2 separate regions of the Homo sapiens genome follow, and region 2 is linked to region 1. Evidence: chromatin loops called from intact Hi-C (ENCODE). Cell type or tissue: GM12878. All regions are shown on one strand. Links, peaks and the distances in the headings refer to the core of each region. The heading gives the core; the rest is flanking DNA.

Region 1 (8,341 bases), core at 100-8,099:
TTCCAAGTATCTAAACCTCCAGTCTGATCTGTATATGCTATCCTAACTGTTAATTGTATTATTGATTATGTTGATTATCTTGCTTGAAGGTTCATACTTTTCAATTTGATAGAAATAAAGTTTTTTTCTGCTTATAGCTAGCGAATTCATTTGTTTGTATAGCTTTTTATACTTGATAATATAAAGTTTCACAAATACTTTCATTGATGCGTCTCTGCAACCACTACATTACCAACAATGTTGTCTCCAATTTGCAGAAAAGCAAGATCTTGAACCAAGAATTATTATCCCCAGTCCTGTTTTCTTTTCTGCTACACCATATTGCCTTATTCGTATACCCTTAAATTCCTTATTTGTCCAGCACTTTATTGTTTACAATTTTAATGTACATTCTTTGTTTTTTTCCCCCTAACCACTAGACAACCAGGGATTTTTCTTTTTCTTGAAATAGATAATGTGAGCAGATTCTCTCCCTGTTTTACACATTAGGAAACTGGATCAGATTATATGACTCTTAAGGTTGTAGCATCTGGGATTACTCAGCAGAAGCAGAAACTATAGCAGGCCTATCACATGGGAGCTAGAACCACAAAGAAAATAGAGCTGCTGTAGGAGAAGCTCCCTGAGATAGTGAGGGATGGGGAAAAATACTCTGGCATTTCCCAGCCTCACACTCTCCTGTCTCTGGGGCGGCTTCCCTTAGCTGAACCCAGCCAGAAGCCAGCTGACATAGGAGCCTGAGAAACATGTTCTAAAGGCTTGTCCATGCCGCTGAAAAGGCAGAGGAAAGGGGAACTGAAGAGGATGGAATGTAGTAGATTGTATTAAATTTAATGACATCCGTCCAGTCCCCTCCTTTTTTTTTTTTTTTTTTTTTGGAGACAGGGTCTTGCTTTGTCACCCAGGCTGGAGTGCAGTGATGCAATCATGGCTCACTGTGCACCCTCAACCTCCTGGGTTCATGTGATCCTCCTGCCTCAGCCTCGTTAGTAGCTGAGACTACAGGTGCATGCCACAATGGGCTAATTTTTTTTTTTCTGATTTTTTTTTTTGTAGAGACAGGGTCTCACTAAGTTGCCCAGGCTGGTCTCAAACTCCTGGGCTCAAGCAGTCCTTCCACCTTGGCCTCCCAAAGTGCTTGGATTACAGGAGTGAGCCACTGTGCCTGGCCACTTTCCCTTCTTTTGGGAGGATTTTACAACTTGGCCCCATTGGCTTCATGCTTGGACATATGGTTTGCTTTGACCAGTGAAATGTGGGCAGAAATGACGTGTGCCACTTCTGAGCAGAAGTTTTAGGAGCTAGGGCATGGTCACCATTCTTTTCCTTTGCAGTGAGACTGGCGACCTCACAGAGCTCTTTCAACCTGGATCCTAAAGTGAAGACGTGGACCAGAGATGTAGCCAATCCATCATAGATGAGTAGTGTGCATTAAAAATAAACCTTTGCTTTATAAGCCACTGAGATTTGGATAGAGTTTATTTTCACAGCATAACTTAGCCCAAGCTGACTGATAAAACCGGGCCTAAGACTAATATATCTTGTTATCCAGTTATAACTTTAATTCTTTTATTATGCATTTTTACTCTCTCGGGATGCAAAGATGAATCAGACCCAGTTTTTGCCCGAGACTTCTTCACAATGTACTGGAGGAGATGGCCATATTATTAGATTGCTCTATACATGACTGTTGGAGTTGATCACTGCGCTATAAAGGAAACAACAGAAGTAGTAACTCTCTTGGCTGGCCAAGTAGAGCCCATGGAAGAGCTAATATTTGAGCTGAGTGTTGCATGCAAAAGGGAACCCAAGCAGATGAAATGGTAGGCACAAGAAAGTCTGAGCATGCATGGCAGGTGGAGGCCACAGCAGTGTGAGGCAGGACCGGGGAGATAAAGATAAGATTGAATTCTACTGGGAAGGGCCTGGCCTTCATTTGGTTGGTAGTAGGCAGTATATTACCAGAAAATGACACCATCAGATTTGCATGATAACGTTGTAGCTGTACCAGGGTCTGAACTAAGATGTGGTAGCAGAGTTCAACAAAAAAGGATGGTTGGATAATAGCAGAAGAGAAAAACTTAAATGACTCTAGGGAACAAAAATGAGTGAAATAGTGGTGAATGTGAGGCAGGGAGTGGCAGGGCTGTGAGGACTGGAGGGCACTGCCCTATCAGAGGGGAGCCATTGCTCAGTTCTGGACAGTTGTTTCCATCTTAGGGATGGTGGCTCAATGCTGCCACCATCATTCAATTTGTCAAAAGAAGCCAAAAATTTGTGTTGCATGTGAAGTTTTATTTTTAAATATTTGCAGTTTTAATTTTAAAAAATTAGGGGAGGGCTTTCCAGCCTTAACAACAACAAAATGGAGAGTTATCGAGAATTCTGTTTTTATAAGAGAGCACTACCCATTTAAATCACTTGAGTTTCTCCCCTGCTCCGTAATTCAACTGATGTGATGTTTTCCCATATTAATTTCAGCCAGTGAATATGTGTAAGTATATCCAGTGATTCTCTCTCTCTCTCTCTCTCTCTCTCTACCAGAGGGACCACAATCAAGGCACCTTTTGCCTTGCTCAGGACCACAAGGAGTTGGAGACAGGGAGCTCTACTATTTGAAAGTGACTAGGAGCTAAGCAGTGCTGAGTCTTTCCTGTGGCCAGTTTTTCTCCTGCCAGGATCCTGGGGTCAGTCCCTTTAAAAAGTCTAGAAGGCCTCCCATGAAGAAATTATGTCTCATACCCCATTAGTAGTTGACACTTTGCATCCCTGCCAATCTAGTGCCATATAACCTGAGAGAGGGATGCCATTTCCTGACAAGGAGGACTCAGAAATACAAAAATGAATAGTCCATAACTAGATCAGTCAGGACAGACCAGCCACTCTCTTCAAAGTAGTGGCTCACATACACTGACCCCTCCAGATCCACTGACTATGTCAACCATCCTGGGGGCACTGACCATCTCAGACAGGCTACTCTGGACATATTGAACACCATGACATCCTGACTATTCTGGGTACATTGATCATATACACCCACCACAATATGAAAGACTTCTATTAGTCCAACAGGGTCAAGGAGAAGGGAGGCAGACTAAAATTGCTTAGAGACCTGGGTGAACCATCTTTTATATTTTATCTTTGTTAAAAAAACTTTGTTATGTTTCCTCAGTATAAAGATAATTTAAAAGAGGTGAATTATTTAGGATACACATGAAAGTCTTACCTAAAAATTTATAGATATTGTATTTATAAGTTGAGGCTAGATAGTAAGGATTCTTAGAAGATAATGACAGATGCCTAGATCTGAATCTTTCTACACATCTTCAAAAAACCATACAGGCTGGGCATGGTGGCTCACTCCTGTAATCCCAGCACTTTGGGAGGCTGAGACAGGAGTATTGCTTGTGCCCGGTAGTTCCAGGCTGCAGTGAGCCAAGATCATGCTGCTGCACTCCAGCCTGGGCAGCAGAGCAAGACCCTGTCATTCATAAATAAATAAATACATATATACACACACACATACATACATACATACAGCTCAACAAGGACAGCAAATAAAATTACAACTCATATCTACTACATATTAGGAAATTTAATAGAAACTCTCATTTTATTTAAGAGGGTAAATCATAGTCCCAGCTATTAAGCTCAGGTAGAAAGAAGAGAAAAACAGGAATTATTTGAGAAAAACATAATGCAGTCGGATCCCAGAGAGTCTCACACTAAGTGGAGAAATACTAAGAATAGCCACACTGCATTACAGCACTTGCTACTGGGGAATTGAAGGGGCTTGAAAGTGCATGGGCCCAAACATTTAAGTCTTCAGAGGGTACTGCTTCTGGGAGAGAAAAGAGGAACTAAGTAAGAAAAGGTATCTCTTGGAAATTTGGTGATGAAGAGGGAAGAAAAAGTTGGAAATTAAGAATCCTACAGAAAGAAGAGTTTCATAAAAATGATGACATATTAAACTCCCCCTAACACTCTCCACTCCATGCAGAGAAGAAAAAAAAAAAAAAAGAGAAAAGAGAAAAATGCTGTTCATTAAGGAAATTGCATTTTACTGTATCTACTGAAGAGGGCACTCTTGAGCTAAGAAACCTAGTAAACTACTCAAATCCTTCAGCCTCATTTGCAGAAACACCTGGCCCAAGAAAATCCAACAGTTTTGAAAATGAACAGAAAATCCAGCAGTCTTGAAAATGAACATCCAAAATTATTTTTTAAAGAAAAGAAAATGAGAATCAAAATTCTTCAGCTGATGAAAATATTCAAGACCCAACTTCAAGGCGGAGAAAACCACAGCACGACACTTCAACATAAATCAAATAGTATCAATGACATGTAGAAAACACACAAAACAGAAACTCACAAATGCAAAATAGAAGTGGGTACAAAACGAGGATTTGTGAAACAAGAGTTGACTGAGTACAGAAAAGAAAATGAAGGAACACACTAATCCTAAAAATTAGAGCTAAATTATAAGGTATGCAAGAAGGTGCAAATTCAAAAAAGTACACAAAGGACACATGAAAAATTGGAATGAAAATTTCCAAGAGAATTGAAACAAAATGAAAAGCCCCAAAAGAAAAGAATAGCTATAGAAGACAAAGAAGATCTAACACACCTATAATTGAATTTTCTAAAGAAGAAAAAGCAGTGAATTGAGACTAAGATTCAAAGCTATGATCCAATAAAGCTTACCAAAAGATTAAGTTGAAAAATCCTGAATCTATTTACTGAAAGGATGCTTTGTGTGAAAATTAACCCCAAGTGGTCAAGTGTAAGATATTTTCTTGTATGCCCGGGAAAATACCTCTAAACCTCCAAGCAAAAAGACCACGTGATTCAATACACAGATCAAAACAACAATGGAGCAGTGCTCTCAAGGACAGAAAGTGTGAACCATGGATTTTTATATCCAGTTAAGCTGATCTTCAGTTATCAAGATTGATAAATAGTTTTAAAATGCAAATTCAAGTTATATTTTCTTCTCTCTTTCCTTTCTTCCTTTCCTTTCTTTTCTTTTCTTCCTTCCTTTCTTTTCTTTGTCTCATATTGTCCTCCAGGCTGGAGTGCAGTGGCGTGATCATAGCTCACTACAGCCTCAAATTCCTGGGCCCAAGTGCCTCAGCCTCCAGAGTAGCTGGGACTGTAGGTGTGTGGCACCATACCTGGCTAATTTTTAATTTTAATTTTAATTTTTAATTTTTTGGAGAGATGGGATCTCACTATGTTGCCCAGGCTGGTCTTGAACTCCTGGCCTCAAGCAATCCTTCCACCTTGACATCTCAAAGTATTGGGATTACAAGAATGAGCCACCATGCCTGTATATTTTAATATTCCTTACTAGGAATCTTTTTTTTCTTTTCTTATGAGACGGAGTCTCACTCTGTTGCCCAGGCTGGAGTGCAATGGCATGATCTCAGTTCACTGCAACCTCCACCTCCTGGGTTCAAGAGATTCTCCTGCCTCAGTCTCCTGAGTAGCTGGGACTACAGGTGCACGGCACCACACCCAGCTAATTTTGTATTTCTTTTTAGTAGAGATGGGGTTTCACCATGTTAGCCAGGCTGGTCTTGAGCTTCTGACCTCAAGTGATCCGCCCACCTCGGCTTCCCAAAGTGCTGGGATTACAGGCATGAGCCACTGTGCCTGGCCCTTATTAGGAATCTGTTAACACTAGATAACAAGCCTCATTAAACCAAGAGATAACTGGAGAAAATACAGCAGGTAACTGTGGTGAACATGTCCTTTATTTAATTGAAGAGACTAAAATGAAGGCAGAGACAAAGGCGTGAGGATAATATGTAAATGTTCTATGTCCAAAAGTAGAAATAACAGAACTAAAGTAATAAAAATATAGAAGAACAGAGGGAGACAGAGGAGAGCAGAATAAGCTACTTGATTGCCATATATGTAATAGGTAGAAACTGGAGGGTATCTATATTAGTCCATTGTCACACTGTTAATAAAGACATACTTGGGACTGGGTAATTTATAAAGGGAAGAGGTTTAATTGACTCGCAGTTCAGCATGGCTGGGGAGGCCTTAGAACACTTACAATAATGACAGAAGGGGATGCAAACATGTTCTTCTTCACATGGCGGTAGTAAGAAGTGCCCAGCAAAAATGGGGAAAAGCCCCCTATAAAACCATCAGATCACACGAGAACTCACTATCAAGAGAACAGCATGAGGGTAACCGCCCCGGTGATTAAATTATCTTCCACAGGGTCCTTCCCATGACACGTGGGGATTATGGGAACTGTAAGATGAGATTTGGGTGGGAACACAGCCAAACCATATCAGTATCATTTAAAGTTGACAAACCAACTAGTAGAAAACTAAGTAAAGAAAAAGTTGTGGCAGCATTATATAGCATATTAATAGCAAATAAAAACTTTTCTAAATACCAAAATAAATTGAAAAAGGACAAAGAGAAAAGAATACATAAATGTGGTAAATTTAATGCTTAAAATAAATACAAAATAATATGATGAGCTAAGACCAAACACGTCAGCCCTATCCATAAATGTAAATGGGTTTAGTCATTTACTTTAAAAAAAAGCTTTCTCAGAGAAGCTCACAAAACAAAATCCAAGTCTATGGTATACAATGGGCATATCTAAAAATTATTCTGAAAGAGCATGTACAAAGAAAATGCAAACAGTAAGAAAACAGAAGTTGTGATTGTGATATAAAAGAAACTAGAATTCAGACCCAAAAGTGCCAAATGAGATAAAGCAGCACACTTCACACAATTCACACAATCCACACTGAAGATATACTAGATATGAAATGCACCAAATAATACAAAAATCTGTCCAGAAAAATCTGGGCAAACCCAGAAGTATATAGACTTTTTTTTTTTTTTTTAACAAATGTATGCATTATATTTATCTAGATACAGAAATTATAAATAAGTTCCTAAGAGGGTAACAAAGATTCAAAATAAACAATCAATACTTATTAAATATTTCCCCCAACTTCTTATTTAGAATTTTCCGATCTACAGTAAAGTTAAAGGAATTCTGAACCTGGGCTCTTTACCCAGCGTCAGCAACTAAAATTTTTTACATTTGCTTTCTCTCTCCACTGTCCTCCCACTTTCTTTTTTTTCTTTTTTGCCAAAACTTTCTAAAGAAAGTTATAGACAACATGACACTTCATCTAGGGTGACCCATGATCTTGGTTTTGGCCAAGACTGCCCAGTTTTAGCAATGAAAGCCCTGAGTTCAAGGAAATCCCCCAGTCCCAGGCAAACCAAGACTGTTGGCCAACCTACCCCTAAATATTTTAGTATCCATTTCTTTAAAAATTTCCTACACAATCACAATGCCATTTTCATAAGAAAATGAACATTAAAATAATTATATATTCTCATCTAATCAAGTCATTTATACTTGCCTAATTATCCCAAAATATGTTCTCTGGTTACGCTTATACACGCACATGACTGCCCTAAAAGTAGGTTTCCCTTTGTAATTAGTAAATGATCTGTGGGGTCATGCTCTGAGAAGTTATATATATCCTATTCCTCTAATAGCCTTCATTTAATGGTTTTCATATCCGCTGATAATACTTTCCTGAATAAATTATTACCTTGAGTTAAAAAATGGTCATTTTCTATTTTTCTTTTCTTTTCTTTCTCCTTTTTTTTTTTATTTTTTATTTGAGATGGAGCTTCACTCTTAATGCCCAGGCTGGAGTACATTGGCACAATCTTGGCTCACTGGAACCTCCGCCTCCCGGGTTCAAGTGATTCTCCTACCTCAGCCTCCTGAGTAGCTGGGATTATAGGTGTGTGCCACCACGCCTGGCTAATTTTGTATTTTTAGTAGAGACGGGGTTTCACCATGTTGGTCAGGCTGGTCTTGAACTCCTGACCTCAGGTGATCCTCCTGCCTTGGTCTCCCAAAGTGCTGAGATTACAGGAGTGAGCCACCGCGCCCGGCCTAAAATGGTCATTTTCTAATCGTATCATTTATTCTATATTCATTAGATTATATTCTTCTATTAAAAAAAGAGCTTTCCCCTTTTGCCTTTGTCTCTCTCTTTCTCTCTGTCTTTTTGGCAGCGTGGAGGATTGGTATCACTATCCAATTCGATATCACTATCCAATTCTTTTTTCAACTTTTATTTTAGAATCAGGGGGTACATGTGCACGTTTGTTACCTGGGTATATTGTGTGATGCTGAGGATTGACTGGGGTATGAATGATTTTGTCACCCAGGTACAGAGCGTGGTACCCAACAGTTTTTCAACCCTTGTCCCTCTTTCTTCCTTGCCCTCTAGTAGTCCCCAGTTTCTGTTGTTGCCATCTTATGTCCCTGAATACT
Region 2 (8,341 bases), core at 43-8,042, 220 kb after region 1:
CTTTGGAGGAGGAGAGGTGCTCTGCTGTTTAGAGTTCCCAGTTTTTCTGCTCTGTTTTTCCCCATCTTTGTGGTTTTATGTACTTTTGGTCTTTGATGATGGTGATGTACAGATGGGTTTTTGGTGTGGATGTCCTTTCTGTTTGTTAGTTTTCCTTCTAACAGACAGGACCCTCAGCTGCAGGTCTGTTGGAGTACCCGGCCATGTGAGGTGTCAGTCTGCCCCTGCTGGGGGGTGCCTCCCAGTTAGGCTGCTCGGGGGTCAGGGGTCAGGGACCCACTTGAGGAGGCAGTCTGTCCGTTCTCAGATCTCCAGCTGCGTGCTGGGAGAACCACTGCTCTCTTCAAAGCTGTCAGACAGGGACATTTAAGTCTGCAGAGGTTACTGCTGTCTTTTTGTTTGTCTGTGCCCTGCCCCCAGAGGTGGAGCCTACAGAGGCAGGCAGGCCTCTTTGAGCTGTGGTGGGCTCCACCCAGTTCGAGCTTCCTGGCTGCTTTGTTTACCTAATCAAGCCTGGACAATGGTGGGCGCCCCTCCCCCAGCCTTGCTGCCGCCTTGCAGTTTGATCTCAGACTGCTGTGCTAGCAATCAGTGAGACTCCGTGGGCATAGGACCCTCCGAGCCAGGTGCAGGGTATAATCTCCTGGTGCGCCATTTTTTAAGCCCGTCGGAAAAGCACAGTATTCGGGTGGGAGTGACCCGATTTTCCAGGTGCCATCTGTCACCCCTTTCTTTGACTAGGAAAGGAAACTCCCTGACCCCTTGCGCTTCCCGAGTGAGGCAATGCCTCGCCCAGCTTCGGCTCGTGCACGGTGCGCGCACCCATTGACCTGCGCCCACTGTCTGGCACTCCCTAGTGAGATGAACCTGGTACCTCAGATGGAAATGCAGAAATCACCCGTCTTCTGCGTGGCTCACGCTGGGAGCTGTAGACCAGAGCTGTTCCTATTCGGCCATCTTGGCTCCTCCCCCCATAGATGTTAATTATATCCAGTTAATTGATGGTGTTGTTGAGTTCAACTTTGTCCTTACTGGTTTTATGCCTGCTGGATCTGTCCATTTCTGACAGAGGAGTATTCAGGTCTCCAACTACAATCATGGATTCATCTATTTCTCTTTGCAGTTCTGATGTTTTTGCCTCTCATTTTAATGTATGTGGTTAGGCACATACATATTAAGGATTGTATATCTTCTTAGAGAACAGACCTCTTTATTGCTATGTAATGCCCCTCTTTGTCCCTGATAACTATTTTTGCTTTGAAGTCTGCTCTTAATGAAATTAATAGAGGTACTCTTGTTTTCTTTTGATTAGTGTTAGTATGGTATATCTTTATCCATTTGTTTTTAATCTATACTGTCTATTTTTAAAGCTGGTTAATTGTAGACAACATATACTTGGGTCTGGTTTCTTCATCCACTCCAACAGTCTCTGTCTTTGATTGGTGCATTAGACCACTGACATGCAAAGTGATTATTGATATAGTGGGATTAATACCTACTCTATTTGTTAGATTTTTATTTGTTGCCCTTGTTCTTTGACCCTGTTTTTGTCTTCCACTCTTTTTCTGTCTTTTGTATTTTTAATTAAATACTTTACATGGTTCCATTTTCTCTGTTATACTTTTTTCCATATCTATTGTATCTGTTTATTTAAACATTTTTTAGTGTTTGCCCTAAAATATGCAGTATACATTTGCAAGAATCCAATCCTTCAAATAACACTATACTGCTTCATGGGTAGTGTTTTTAGTAACAAAGTAACCCAATTCTTTCCTCCTATCCCTTGTGTCAATGCTGTTATTCATTTTACTTATATGTAAGCATACATAAGCATATAGATACACATAAGATATATACATAAGCATATATAACCTAATACGTTATTGCTATTACTATTTTGAAAACTGTTACATCTTAGATCAGTTAAGAATAAGAAAAATAGAAGTTTTTAATTTTTCCTTCACTTTCTTCTCCTTCTGTATTCATATTATGCATATGTTTATATTTTGTAGTTGTTTCACAGTTCTTGAATATGCTGTCCTGCTTTTTCTAGTCTTTATTCTCTTTGCTTTTCAGTTTTGGAGGTTTCTACTGATAGATCCCCAGTCTCAGAAATTCTTTCCTCAGCCACGTTCACTCTACTAATAAGCCATCAAAGCCATTCTTCATGTCTATTACATGGTTCAAAAAAATTGTTTATATAGATGTATGGGGTACAGGTGCAATTTTGTTACACGCATACTGGTCAAGTCAGGGCTTTTATGGTATTTATCACCAGAATAACATACATTGTACCTATTAAGTAATTTCTCCTCACCTGCCCTCTCACCTCTTCCCCTTTCTGAGTCTTCATTGTCTATAATTCCACTCTTTAGCTCCATGTGTCCACCTTTTTTCTCAGCATCCACTTACAGTGTTTACAGTGTTCTCATGTTTCTTTGTTTCTTTTCTTTTTAAATTTCGAGACAGGCTACAACAGAATCCAAATCCATAGGTAAAGCAAACTACTCATGTAATTTCAAAGCTGAAGTTGATAGTATATTTGTACCCAATATGAATGGTTCACCTGCATGAGTTTTGAGTTCTCAAAGGCCAGTAGCCTCCTTTCCCTTTTATGCATCTTGAGTACACTTGAGTTAGCCTATGATACATGAATACCTACAAAGTTGAGGCCTATAAAACTTACATGGCAAGCAATTTGAAATGTGCCAACAATGTGATACTGGAGCAACCATAGTGCTGAGAACAGCTTTGACTACTGCAGGAAATCCACAAACCTCAAATTTAGATGAAAACATTTTTGAACTTAATTCATACTGAGGGACAAATTATGGTAATAGTGGAGGGAAAGTCTTTTTATGTGAGATACAGGAGGCTCCTTTAGCTCTTTCACCTCCTAGAGTCACCATAGTGGTACCTTCATTTATTCCTTCTCAAATATTCCTCCCATCTTCATTTAGATCTGAGTTTCAGGCCTATATTATTTTCCCTCTTTCTGAAGAACTCTTGACATTTCTTTCAAGGCATGTTTACTGACAACAAAGTCCCTCAATTTTCATTTGAGAAAATCTTTGTTTCCCTTTTGAATGAAAATTTTGCTGGATACAGAATTCTAAATTGGTGATTTATTTCTTTCAACACTTTATTTTACTCTACCTTATTCTTGTTTGAGTCGTTTTTGAAGAGAATTCCAACGTAATACTTATCCTTGTTCCTCCAGTAGGTAAGGGGTTTTTGTTTTGTTTTTGTTTTTTTGCCTTCCTATAGCTTCTTTAAGGATTTTCTTTTGTCTTTGATTTTCTGCAGTTTATGTATGATATTCCTGGGTGTAGATATTTCTTGGTATTTTTCCTGCTTGGCATTGTGTGAGCTTCCTGAATCTTTGGTTTGGTGTCTGCTATTAATTTTGGAAAATTCTCAGCCAATGTTTCTTTATTTTTTCTGTTCCTTTTTTTCTCCTCCTTTTGTTAGTCCCATTATACCTTTATTATCCTTCTGTAAGTGTTCCACAGTTCTTGGATATTTGCACCATTTCTTTTCAGTCTTTCTTCTCTTTGCTTTGCAATTTGGCAGTTTCTATTAACATATTTGCAAACTCAACAATTCTTATCTCAGCCATATCCAGTCTACTGCTGAGTCCATCAAAGGCACTCTTCATTTCTGTGAGACAGACATAATCTATAGGTGAAAGGAACTGATGTAAATACACCTTTAGTGTGAGATTTTATGCTTATCTGGCTAAGAGCTCTGCATGTATTCCTGTCTGTCTCCCAAAGTGTAGAAAGATTTTTTTTGTTGTTCAGTTTCTCTTAGGACAACAGGTCGTTGTCCACAGTATGTGACTCAGCACCCTTGGATGATGAAGTTGGCTAAGATGTTGGCAGGCAGAGAATCACCCATGGTGTTGCCAGTGGTAGTTACCGAGAAGCCAGCTGGGGTGCTACTGAATTCTCTGGGGAGCTGACCTCTGAGAGTTGCCCTTCAGGGTGCTGGAAAGACTAGCTGGGAAGTGTACCTGTGAGGACAATCCTGAAACTCACTTGGAAGCTGCCCTATGGTATGCTGGCCAAACTCACTAGAAAGCCACCCTTAGGAGTGCCAGCAAAGCTCACTGGGGAGGCATCTTCTACCTATCTCACATGCCACTGGCAGCTATGTGCAGCAAGAACAAACCAAAAAAGCACTCAAATCAGGAAGTGGAGCTCCTTCTTCCCTCAGCATCTTTCTAATGCCCTCTACTGGCAAAGCTTACCATTGTCCAACTAACAAAGGGAAATGTTCACAGGATCCAGCTCTGCCATCCCAACCCAGGACAAAGAAGCGTGAATTTATAACTCAAATGTAATAAATTAATAACTGGCAGAACTGCCCATTACACATAGGATATATTCCAATTCTTTGCCAGCACCTATAATGATTTACTCTCTACCTATTTCTTCAACATTATTGGAGGTCCACCCTGCCTACTTTCCACCATTTTAGCCATTCTCTGTTATTTGCACACTCCAAGCTCATCTTACCTCAGAACCTTTGCCCTTGCTATACTCCATGCTTGGAACAAGTTTCCCCTATATCTTTATATAACTAGCTCTCTATTAATATTTGGGTCTTTGTTAAATGTGACCTCATTTGAATAATCTAAAATGAGCCCACATGCCTATAATACCTTCTGTTGTTTTGCTGTTTAGTTTTCTTCACGGTACTTATCACTAAATTATCCTTTTTTTTTTTTTTACTATGTTCTTATCCACATAGTAATAAGCCAAGTAAGAGCCAGACCATAATCTATATTACATATCAGCAATAAGAAGAGTACCCGGCAAGTAGTAAGTGCTCATAAAAAATACTATATAGTTGTTGAATGAATGAGTGATCTCTGTTTTATAGCTGAGGACTGAAGCTCAGAGAGAGAAAGTAACTTTCCCAAAGAACACAGCTAGCAAGTGCCAGAGTCAGGAGTCACCTCAGGTCCTCCTGATCACAGTGCTCTGATTGTCATGGCTCTGTACCACCACCTCCCTGAGTGCTGGAAAGAGTGTAGCTGAGGTACATGTTACAGTGGAGTCTCTAAAATAATTGAGCTTTTGTTATCTCATTACCCATTTTTTTCTTTCTATGGATCTGGCTCTCTACTGTGTGTGCATAGATACAGATCCATGTACTCGTGCCCCCTACTCAGAATAATAATGTGTTAAATATCTTTCAAAGAAAGAATTATTAGACAAAGTCATGGAACTCTTCACCAAAAAGATGACCTTCAAGAGGGGCCATGCGCGATGGCTCACGCTTGGAATCCTGGCAGTTTGGGAGGCCGTTCGAGACCAGCCTGGCCAACATGGTGAAACCCCGTCTCTACTAAAAATACAAAAATTAGCCGGGCTTGGTGGTGTGCACCTGTAGTCCCAACTACAGGAGAATCGCTTTCACCCGGGAGACTGAGGTTGCAGTGAGCCAAGACTGTGCCACTGCACTCTGGTCTGGGTGACAGAGTGACACTCTGTCTCAAAACAAAAACAAAAACAGAAACAAAAACAAAACCTTTGAAATACTTTGTAAAATTAGAAATTGGGTATTGAGAAAAATAAAAATACATCAAATGGAAGACAGGAACCTAGATCCCATTTTTTTCTTTTCTTTCTTTTCTTTTTTTTTTTTTTTGATGGAGTCTAACTCTGTTGCCCAGGCCAGAGTGCAATGGTGGAATCTTGGCTCACTGCAACCTCCGTCTCCTGGGTTCAAGCAATTCTCCTGTCTCAGCCTCCCGAGTAAGTGGGATTACAGGCGCCCGCCACCATGCCTGCCAAATTTTGTATTTTTAGTAAAGATGGGGTTTTACCATGTTGGCCAGGCCAGTCTCCAACTCCTGGCCTCAAGATATCCGCCTGCCTCGGCCTCCCAAAGTGCTGGGATTACAGGCGTGAGCCACCATGCCTGGCCCCAGATCCAGTTGTCTAATACCATTCTTCAGTAAAATAAACCAGGGCTCTTAGGAGAAGTGGTCAATTCTAGCACTGGGGCAGGAAATACAAACATAGGCCTAAGGTACCAGGGCATAAGGAAGTGTTCAGAAAACAAAAAAATCACACAACGATGGGGATATGTTAAAAGGAACTGTAGCCAGAGAAGGGTTCCTAATGGCTGAAGACAGAAAAACTTGAGCAACAAAGTCAACAAAATAGTATTGGATTATAAAGTATAAATAAATATCCACGAGTCTGTCCATACTGATACAAATAAATGATTGAATAAATAAACAAGTAGTGGAGAATAGGTGGATCTCCCATACAGAAGAATCCCAAAAAATTTATGTAGATACTCTGTCCTCAAGGAGGTAGAGCATAATTCCACATTCAAGTGTGGGTTGCGCATACTGACTTCCTTCAAAATAATACAGTTATGGAGAGAGGAAAAACTAACTTCATAGTGGAAAAATCTGACAAACCCCACCTCAGCCAGGGGATCAAGGTCAGCATCAATGGTATATATTTTTGATATGATGTGATAAGAAAGGCATATTATTTCCATAGTCTTCCTCAGCAAACCCCAAACATCAGCCTAATCGTGAAAAAATCATCAGGCATCTCCCAGTTGAAGGGCCTTCTATAAAATACCTGGCCAATACTCCCCAAATCTGTTAAGGTCTTAGAAACTGTTTTTTAAAATTATTATTATACATTAAGTTCTAGGGTACACGTGCACAATGTGCAGGTTTGTTACGTAGGTATACATGTGCCATGTTGTTTTGCTGCACCCATCAACTCGTCATTTACATTAGGCATTACTAATTAGGGTTACTAATGCTATCCCTCTCCCATCCCCCCACCCGCCAACAGGCCCCAATGTGTGATGTTCCCTGCCCTGTGTCCATGTGTTCTTGTTCAACTCCCACCTATGAGTGAGAACATGCGGTGTTTGGTTTTCTGTCCTTGTGGTGGTTTGCTTAAAATGATGGTTTCCAGCTTCATCCATGTCCCTGCAAACGACACGAACTCATCCTTTTTATGGCTGCATAGTATTCTATGATGTGTATATGTGCTACATTTTCTTAATCCGTTCTATCATTGATAGACATTTGGGTTGGTTCCAAGTCTTTGCTATTGTGAATAGTGCTGCAATAAACATACATGTGCATGTGTCTTTGTAGTAGCAAGATTTATAATCCTTTGGGTATATACCCAGTAATGGGACCACTGGGTCAAATGGTATTTCTAGTTCTAGATCCTTGAGGAATCGCCACACTGTCTTCCACAATGGTTGAACTAATTTACACTCCCACCAACAGTGTAAAAGCATTCCTATTTCTCCACATCCTTCCAGCATCTGTTGCTTCCTGACTTTTTAATGATCACCATTCTAACTGGCATGAGATGTTATCTCATTGTGGTTTTGATTTGCATTTCTCTGATGACCAGTGATGATGAGCATTTTTTCATATGTCTGTTGGCTGCATAAATGTCTTCTTTTGAGAAATGTCTGTTTATATCCTTTGCCCACTTTTTGATGGGGTTGTTTGTTTTTTTCTTATAAATTTAAGTTCTTTGTAGATTCCAGATATTAGCCTTTTGTCAGATGGGTAGATTGCAAAGATTTTCTCCCATTCTATATGTTGCCTGTTCACTCTGATGATAGTTTCTTTTGCTGTACAGAAGCTCTTTAGTTTAATTAGATACCATTTGTCAATTTTGGCTTTTGTTGCTATTGCTTTTGGTGTTTTAGTCATGAAATCTTTGCCCATGCCTATGTCCTGAATGGTAGTACCTAGGTTTTCTTCTAGGGTTTTTATGGTGTTAGGTCTTACATTTAAGTCTTTAATCCATCTTGAGTTAATTTTTGTATATGGTGTAAGGAAGGAATCCAGTTTCAGCTTTCTACATATGGCTAGCCAGTTTTCCCAGCACCATTTATTAAATAGGGAATCCTTTCCCTATTTGGTTGTTTGTGTCAGGTTTCCCCATTGCTTGTTTGTGTCAGGTTTGTCAAAGATCAGATGGTTGTAGATGTGTGGTATTATTTCTGAGGCCTCTGTTCTGTTCCATTGATCTATATCTCTGTTTTGGTACCAGTACCATGCTGTTTTGGTTAGTGTAGCCTTGTAGTATAGTTTGAAGTCAGATAGCATGATGCCTCCAGCTTTGTTCTTTTTGCTTAGGATTGTCTTGGCTATGTGGGCTCTTTTTTGGTTCCATACGAACTTTACAGTAGTTTTTTCCAATTCTGTGAAGAAAGTCAGTGGTAGCTTGATGGGGATGGCACTGAATCCATAAATTACCTTGGGCAGTATAGCCATTTTCATGATATTGATTCTTCCTTTCCATGAACATGGAATGTTCTTCCATTTGTT

The links. A loop is a pair of places that touch in the nucleus more often than their neighbours do. Peaks named below come from ENCODE experiments on the same cell type or tissue, not always from the same donor. Only the 100,000 strongest peaks of a DNase experiment are listed, where the experiment ranks them.
Region 2: a loop joins it to region 1, with 4 times the contacts of the local background. A loop is called at or near these places in 8 of 110 quality-filtered maps.

The regions. Positions count from the first base shown.
Region 1 is chr1:65,232,001-65,240,341 of GRCh38, forward strand. It overlaps AK4 (adenylate kinase 4), which reads left to right. Exons shown (of 5, transcript NM_013410.4): 5 at 1-145. Among named protein-coding and RNA genes, the nearest start is that of DNAJC6-AS1, 73 kb to the right of the region's middle. In GM12878, for the core only: a CTCF peak has its summit at 4,078 (motif pointing right); no DNase peak of the experiment used is centred there.
Region 2 is chr1:65,455,338-65,463,678 of GRCh38, forward strand. All of the region lies in intron 2 of LEPR (leptin receptor), which reads left to right. Among named protein-coding and RNA genes, the nearest start is that of LEPROT, 39 kb to the left of the region's middle. In GM12878, for the core only: a CTCF peak has its summit at 4,234 (motif pointing left); a DNase peak (open chromatin) is centred at 4,134.